Linked DNA regions of Homo sapiens: region 2 is linked to region 1. Evidence: read pairs that join two places in POLR2A ChIA-PET (ENCODE). Cell type or tissue: PC-3. All regions are shown on one strand. Links, peaks and the distances in the headings refer to the core of each region. The heading gives the core; the rest is flanking DNA. Region 1 overlaps ROBO1 (roundabout guidance receptor 1). Region 2 has its middle 460 kb from the start of LINC02077.

What was found. ChIA-PET counts read pairs that join two places held together with the same protein. Peaks named below come from ENCODE experiments on the same cell type or tissue, not always from the same donor. Only the 100,000 strongest peaks of a DNase experiment are listed, where the experiment ranks them.
Region 2: POLR2A ChIA-PET joins it to region 1 with 7 read pairs; 1 of 35 experiments calls an interaction of 5 or more read pairs at or near these places.

What each region holds. Positions count from the first base shown.
Region 1 is chr3:79,111,878-79,116,278 of GRCh38, reverse strand. All of the region lies in intron 3 of ROBO1 (roundabout guidance receptor 1), which reads left to right. Among named protein-coding and RNA genes, the nearest start is that of MIR3923, 390 kb to the left of the region's middle. In PC-3, for the core only: no CTCF peak of the experiment used is centred there; a DNase peak (open chromatin) is centred at 2,238.
Region 2 is chr3:78,504,930-78,509,330 of GRCh38, reverse strand. No RefSeq gene overlaps it. Among named protein-coding and RNA genes, the nearest start is that of LINC02077, 460 kb to the right of the region's middle. In PC-3, for the core only: no CTCF peak of the experiment used is centred there; DNase peaks (open chromatin) are centred at 1,760 and 2,290; H3K4me3 peaks cover 885 bases; H3K27ac peaks cover 2,268 bases.

The DNA.
Region 1 (4,401 bases), core at 249-4,248:
AAAGGAAGGAAGGAAGGGAAAGAAAGAGATTAAATTATACAGGAAGAGGCTTGTGGGTTATATGCAAATACTAAGCCATTTTATGTATGGAAATTAAGCACCTATGGATTTTGGTATCTGCAGGGGATCCTGGAACCAATCACCCACAGGTATGGAGGAACAACTGAAATTGGTAAATAGCACTAATCACTACTAGACAAGCAATGTAAGAAACAAGAAATTTGTCATTAGTTCAAAACATACACTACTTCCTTAAGGAAAGAACTTTAACCTCATAAGGCAGTTATGGTGCCATAACTGAATCTACTGAATATTTTGGCTGGTCATTATACTGTTATAGCAGCCTATCTTCAGTCCTTTCTTCACTTTATCATTGGAAAATAATTTTTTTGTTGGAAGCAATGTTGTGCATGATAACCACATATAGAACAATGCATTTAGTAAATGCACAGATGGTGGGTCTGCTACGCACGGAAGTATGGTAAGAAGGAAAGAAAATACATTCATAGAACGTCTACCCCAACTAAGGACAAAATTTACTTGTTTCTTTTCCATGGTGAAAGGAGTTCAATATAATTATTTGGCCACAAACTTGGCTTGGTAGACCTGATATAATATTGCATCATATTGATGGCTCAACATTGCTTTATGCAATGAGCAGACTGGGCTATAGGCAGTATTGGTGGTCATTCAGTTTTGTTGAGAGTAATACCATGTGATTAAGCCCATATATAACCTGTATCCCTGCTACCCTGGAAACACTGTTTATGAGCCAATTTTGCAAGCAGTGGGATGCTGGAGGAAGACGCTGAGGGACTCCAAGTAACTATTACTGATTGTTTACCGTGCTAAATATTTATTTGTAAGTGTTCACCAGGACAGTGATATCTTTATATTTTGAAATCATTCAAAGGATCCATCTCGTATCTCTTACCCAGACTTTGTTGTTACATATCCTTCAAAGTTCTCCCCTCTAAACACCCCAAACATTCATTCAGCCCTTTAGCCACTATCCCTGAATCAATCAAAGCACATTTTTGTGTTCTTAGTAACTACTTGAGCTTTGCCGATGCTAACTCCACTTGATGATAGAATACTTCAGTGCACATTTGTGATTTGAAAGATCAACCATCACCCAGTTCATGATGGTTGTATGATTTGGGGAAAATTTGGGTTTCCCTGATCAGAGGCTCAATCATTCCTAGACCCAAGTCACAAGATAGAAGATGGATTTCAAAGGAAGATTAATTATTGATTATTTTCCAAAGAGGTCACTGCTTTTTTAAAAAGTCCTAGGTGGTCTATGCTATGACTCTACAATTAGATCTTGCCAGAAGCACCATACCACATCCCAACACTGAACAATTATATTTCCTGAGGCATATTCCCCAAATAGTAGGACAGCCTTCTCTTGTTCTGCATCACACTCAAAAGTGGTAGCATGATGGGTCCCTTGGTGAATAGAGGATTGGCTCACCCAGATGTGGAATATGTTTCTTCCAAAATCCAAAAATACTACATACACAATGTATATAATGAAAAATGTGAGCCAAAAAGCAGCCACTTGTCTTTCACTTTGGAGAGAATGTCCTGATATGACTAGACCCCACAAAATTCACAAGAATAGTAGGTAGAATCCTAAATTTTTGTGGGATTTATCTCTTATCCATGGAAATGTCGATGCCTTATAAATGCATATAGAGTAATGGTTGCTTACTGCTCACCAAGATCTATGAGCCTAAGTTCACCAAAAAAAGCTGACCAGGATGATAAGCTGGGGACAGAGATAATCAACATCCCAGAGGAATAAAGAACAGAGAGTTGATGTAGCTCTTAGGTAACATAGTGAATATATGCTACTATATCTGCAAAGCGAAAGCAAAATGTTTTTAGTATTGTTCATTTACTGGAGAGAGAAGTGTGCATTTGCCTGAAAAGTAGCTGCATTTCATGTGCCAAGGTCTCTGTTGATTTTCCCTAATAAAGGGACAATGTCTGGAAGAGTCTTTAACATTTAAATCTCCACTGGGTTATTGTAATAGTCTGTTCTTATGTTGCTAATAAAGACATACCCAAGACTGGGTGATTTATACAGGAGAGAGGTTTAATGGACTCAGTTCTACGTGGCTGGGAGGCCTCATAATCATAGCAGAAGGATAAAGGGAGGCAAGGCAAGTCTTACATGAAGGCAGGAAAGACAGCTTGTGCAGGGGAACTCCCATTTATAAAACCATTTATCAGATTTCATGAGACTTAGTCACTACCATGAGAACAGTATGGGTGAAACACCCCTATGATTCAATCATGTCCACCTGGCCCAGCCCTTGACACATGCGGATTATTGCAATTGAAGGTGAGATTTAGGTGGGGACGCAGCCAAACCATATAAGTTATGTGTGCAATAATCATCATTATCTGAGATCTAAAAGCCAAAGAGTTAAGCTTAATGGGAAGTAAGTTCAGGATAAAGGCCTATTGTATATTTCAAGTCTTTAAAATTGACTTTTTTTTGAGGCAGAGTTTCACTTTTGTTGCCCAGGCTGGAGTGTAATGGCAGGATCTCGGCTCACTGCAACCTCCACCTCCCAGGTTCAAGCGATTATCCTGCCTCAGCCTCCCAAGTAGCTCGGGTTACAGGCTTGCATCACTGTGCCTGGCTAATTTTGTATTTTTAGTAGAGACAGGGTTTCTCCATGTTGGTCAGGCTGGACTCGAACTCCTGACCTCAGGTGATCCACCCACGTCGGCCTCCCAAAGTGCTGGGATTACAAGCGTGAGCCACTGCACCTTGCCAATAATTTCATTTTTTTACAGGGATGTGTTCTTTCATTTGATTTTTATATTTACTATAGAGTGACAATTCTAAAAGCTTCTTTCTATTAAAAAAAAAAACCTCACTCAATGGGCCAGGAAGACAATGTGTTATTTTGCCAATTGCTGATTCAATTATGTAATCGAAAACTGGCAGACTGTCGCAAGATGGATTTCTGGGCACATGGGCAGAGGTACTTAGGATAAAATTCTATCTTTTGACTGATGGAACATTAGTGTTTTGGATCTCTAGGTATTAGCAATATCAACTAGCCTGTGTTTCTCTTTCTTCAAAACAGACATGCTGATAAATGGGCTTTCTTTAAAGAAGCTCAGAGAGAAAATCAAAGCACATAAATTTGATATTTTGTGGTCCTTTTCACAACCACCTGGCTTCTCCCTCAGTTAAGAGTCTCTTTCAAGCTTCTGCATTGAGTGAGGGCTCATGAGCTCTCCATTTGGTGATAAAACATGACTTTCCAATTTATGAATCAAGTTAGGTCTTTTTTTTTTAACCACATCTCAATTTTTTTCTATTTAAAACTTATTTTTTTATTATACTTTAAGTTTTAGGGTACATGTGCACAACGTGCAGGTTAGTTACATATGTATACATATGCCATGTTGGTGTGCTGCACCCATTAACCCATCATTTACCATTAGGTATATCTCCTAATGCTATCCCTCCCCCCTCCCCGCACCCCACAACAGGCCCCAGTGTGGGTGTGTGATGTTCCCCTTCCTATGTCCATGTGTTCTCATTGTTCAATTCCCACCTATGAGTGAGAACATGCGGTGTTTGGTTTTTTGTCCTTGTGATAGTTTGCTGAGAATGATGGTTTCCAGCTTCATCCACGTCTCTACAAAGGACATGAACTCATTTGGACCTTGGTAAATCACAGGTATTTGAATTCTAGGAAGTAATAATCTCTAAACCACAGCAAAATAAACTTGGGAGTTCATCAACTACTATGAAAACTATGTTTGCTTTGTCTCTGATCGTTAGCTACGACCATTTTGGATTGACCACTCCATGACCCTGTCATCCCTCCTGAAATCAAGGACTGATTTCAGTGGCGGTTACTTCCTAACTCACCCTAGCCAACAAAGAACAAACACGACAAAGCCTTTCAGATGTGCAGGAGCACTTCTCTGGAGTGCAAATGCCTTGTTCAAGGGAATGACTCTGGACCCTTCAGGAGACAAAGCTGGAAGAGGAGTAAGTATGTCACATATGAAAAATCAATTCAAATATTCATATTCTTCTACATCAGAGCTGCCCAATAAAAATATAATCCATGCCACAGATGCAAGCCGCATGTGTCATTTTAAATTTTCTAGTAGCCATATTTCAAAACAAAGTAATAAGAAATGGGTAAAATAATTTTTAAAACTTACATTTTGTTTCACCCAATATAGCCAAGATATTATTGTTTCAACATGTAATCAATACAAAAGGTATTATTGAGGTACTTCACATTTTTTGCACTATGTTACACTTAGAAAAACATCTTGCTTTGGACTAGCCACATGTCAAGTGCTTGATAACCACATGAATTCCTCTCTCTCCATTCTGCCAAAGAATTCCTG
Region 2 (4,401 bases), core at 305-4,304, 610 kb after region 1:
AAGGCGGAAATCTGTCCCCATGATCCAATCATCTTCCACCAGGCCCTACCTCCAACACTCAGGATCACAATTCAACATGAGATTTGGGTGGGGACACAGAGCCAAACCATATCACCCTCACCAGGGGTGGGTATAGGCATAGGCCTATCACACGTTCCTGCCCTTTCCTTGGACATTGCTGTGTTGGGATGTGATGCCTAAAATGGAGCAGCCATTTTGTGACCACAGGGGAGTGAATATGTTCAGTTCAGCAGAGCTAATAATTGAAGCTGCCTTCCTCATGAAATTTTGTTGATCTTCTGAATTGTGCAATCTAAAAATAATTTTTAAGATTTCTACTTATAGGAAAATATAAATATTATGTGGTTGTTTATGTTGTTTGGTTTTTTTTTTTTTTTGGCAACTTGTGGGAAAAATCATTACTAACAATTAACAGCACAATAAACAAAAGGGAAGAACTGTCAACCACCCAAAAGGTTTTCATGTCACTACAAAGAATTATTAGGTTTCTGGCAAGAAGCTGTTGAAATAACTATATTAAAACTATAATAATGGCTCTGTAATCTTTTACTCTATAGATGCTATCGTCATCAGGGAATGAAGATATGAAAAAATGGGAAAACCTATTTTTTTTTTTGGCTAAGTCTGATAAAAAGGCGGATAGTCATGGAGAACTCTGATTGGATACAAAATATGATCTATTGGTAGTAAACTGAAGGGAGCTTAGCAAGGCCTGTTACTCACCAAGATTATTCTCCTTGTCCCTGTGTCTTCACAGATAAGAATTCCCTCTTCCTCCATGTGGAGGGAGGCCACTTCCCAGATGAAGTTCTTATGATCTGCTTCAGGAGGAGGTCAGAAAACCCTTTCTAGCTTTTATGATCTGCTTCATCGAAAGATGATGGGAAGGTGAGAATGACCTTCCCGCTTCTGTGGTCTTCTCAAATTTCTTTAGTTAAAATAGTGTGAGGTAGCATGTCCTGAATCTCTTCAGGAGCTTTATGAAAACCTTAGCAGTTTACTCTGGCCCACTGAGTCTGTGTGACCGGCTGAAGTCCATTCCTTCCAGATCGTGATATGGAGATTCTTGATACATGTCTGCTGTGCTTTGGAATAAAGACAGAACTGAACTTTTAAGTGTGTATGTGTACATATTTGTGTGTTTGTGAAAGACAGTAGATATAAGGGTGAAGTCCATTCTTTCTAGATTGTGGTGTGGAGATTCTTGATACATGTTTGTTGTGTTTTGGAATCAAGACAAGACTGAACTTTTAGGTGTTTATATGTGCTTATTTGTGTGTGTGTGTGTGTGTGTGTATGTGTGTGTGTGAGAGAGTAGGTATAAGGGCTGGACCTTAGTGTGTTAATTGTTGAATACCTAGGAAAGAAAAGCAAAAATTAGGTAAGGGTTAATTTTTCAGAATTTCTTAAAAATAGCATCTCATCAAAATTTTATAGCTCCCTCACAGAGATTCAGAGGTTTTGTCACTAGCCTTAGGTTGCAAAATAAGTCAAGGTCAAAATTAGGTGTACTCTCAGGAGTGTCAGTTTTAGATCTATCTTCTTTTAAATCTTATCTCAGTTCCTCAAAAGAATCATTAGATTATCTAACCCTAAAGATCCCTGCGGTTAACATCTCTCCATTTAAAATTACCATAATAATCACAACAAAGGAATGTGTATTTAATAATGTTCATGTACACTTCAGCTTGTCCCAACCGAATTAATGACTAATTCTGAGACTCAGGTAGTGGGCCCTGGAAGAGATTTTTGAGGCCCTGTGTCAGACTTCAAAGCAAATTTCAACCTTGACACAGCAGGCTCCAGTCCAGCAGGCCAGAACTGCCCGGGGCAATGGTCCCCTGAAGACCTAGCAGAAGGTTAGAAATTTGCATTCACACTGTGTGTGTGTTTGTTTATAGCAGGAGAACTTTGTTTCTTAAGTCATTCAAAGTTTTTTAATGGAAGATGAAAGTGAATTTGAGGGAAACAAAAAGAAAACCAACGTCTATGTCCCTGAACAGGAGACTGTTTGACTAGTTTCCCAGATTCTAAGAGTAGCACTTTCACATCAATGTGTATTTAGACGTCCCCGTTTCTGTTGGTTTTAGGTTAATTTTTGTCACATTTTGATCTCTTTTTTCCAGGGCCTTTTGTGTGATTAAATGTTAAGTAACTGCAGGTCTTGTTTCCACCCTTGCTGAGTCAGCTCAGCTCCCTGACAGGACTGTCTCCCTTTGATTGGCAGTCACAGGAGATGGGAAGTGAGGGAGGGACAGTGAATATTTCAGGTCAGTTCTCTCAGAGAATATAAAGGCTGGCATGGTGACGATTTATTATTTCTGATGACTAATTATAGGGAGGTTTGTGTTTCATGGGTATTTTGATAGGTGGCTTTTGCAGAGCTATCACCTTACTGAAATACTTCAATACTTCAACCCTTTGTCAACACTTAGAAGATATCACCTTTCTCTGTGGGTTAAGGAAGATAAGGAGGCAGAAAATATTTATATGGTCAATTTCATGATTTTCTAGAGAGAAACTAAGAGGTTTTAGGAGGGAGATGACTGACCTCAAGATTTGAAGGATTAAAACCAGGCAGAGAGAGAGTTTATTAGGCCTTAGAAGATGTTTATTTGGAGGAAGTTGGTAGAAAGCAAATATCTTAAGAATGCAATGTGGTTGTTTTATCTTGATTGAGTTAAACACCACAAAATATTATATGCCTGGAATTTAACATTGTCGCCAAGATTCATAAATCAAAGTTATCTTCTTGAATGCTAGATTGTTTTAAAAAAAAAAAGGCGGCAGAGGGGAGGGGGTTGCATCAGGCCTGCTTGCAAAGAATTATTGTACTGCTAATCAACCCAAATTATGTGTAAAATTTGTATGAAGAAAATAGCTTTGAATGTAGCGTAACATTTATCAATCTGATCCGCAATTTTTAAAAAATGGAAGATTGTACTAATTTTTGCTATAGCAACAAACAACTCCGCAATCTCAGTGACTTATAACAAAGGTCTATTTCTCACTCCTGGTTTATGAGAACCATTGGTCAGCTATGACACTGCTGAGTTCAGCTGGGTTTCCCTGGCAGTAGCCGGCCTTGGCTCCAGGTGGCTTGTATTCCAGGTCTCAGGGGTAAAGGAACAACCCTAATCTGGGTCATGATCTTTTTCATAGCTTGGTCTTTTTTTAGAAGGCAGAAGCTCAGGGGGCAGAGCCAAACCACAAAAGTACATTTAACATTTCTGCTCAAAAATTGTATAAGTCCTATCTGCTCCTATTCCATTGGCCAAAGTCACATGACCAAGGCCAAAGTGCATAGGGATCATATTCTGACGATAAAGAAGTACGACAAAGCCTGGGGTGGGGCAAATGATTGTGAACAAATAATACCACTTACCGTAATGACCAAAAACATTAAAATGGCAGGAAGTGGGGCCGGGTGCTGTGGCTCACGCCTGTAATCCCAGCACTTTGGGAGGCCGAGGCAGGTTGATCACGAGGTCAGGAGATCGACACCATCCTGGCTAACACGGTGAAACCCTGTCTCTACTAAAAATACAAAAAAATCATCCGGGCGTGGTGGTGGGCGCCTGTAGTCCCAGCTACTCGGGAAGCTGAGGCAGGAGAATGGCGGGAACCCGAGAGGCGGAGTTTGCAGTGAGCCGCCTACTGCACTCCAGCCTGGGTGACAGAGCGAGACTCCTTCTCAAAAAATAAATAAATAAATAAAATAAAAATAAAATGGTAAGAAGTAAATTTTACAAATAAAACTGAGAAATGAAAATACAAGGGCAATAACCTACGTGGGATAGCTGTGAGTGAGGTGTATCTAGTTTTACAAATTCTGAGGAAGGCTCCCTAGACAGTGCCGGATTGATTGAAAAACTCTCAAGGAAGGATGTGGCAGCACTTCATATAATACTTTTCATCCTACACCTACCAGAATTTGTAGTAAAGAAGAATTTGCAGAAAAAAATTATGATCATTTACTGATCACTTATTGAAATCGAGGCTTTGGCTAGTCCAGGAATCTCATAGCTGGCTGTGGATGTTTTTTCTACACGGAACCCAACTTGAGAAAACCTTAGCTAGAGGGGTTCACATACTTCCTAAGCCCAGCGATTAGCTTTTTTTTTTTTTTCTTGCTGAATAGCGTTCAGTTTTTTTCTTTTGATTAGACTGAAAATTTCTTGCTAATTGCAATTTCTCAACATTTAACTACACTAACTCTGCTGCTAGTAACAGATTGTACCGGTGTGAGACTACTGCTTTTTTCTTTTTTTTTTTTAACTCGTGTCTTTTAAATTGGATGTATCCACTTGTAAGTTGTAAGTGGCTGAGTCTATGTAGTTTACTAGTATATCCCGCAGTACCAACGAGAATTCTTGACAT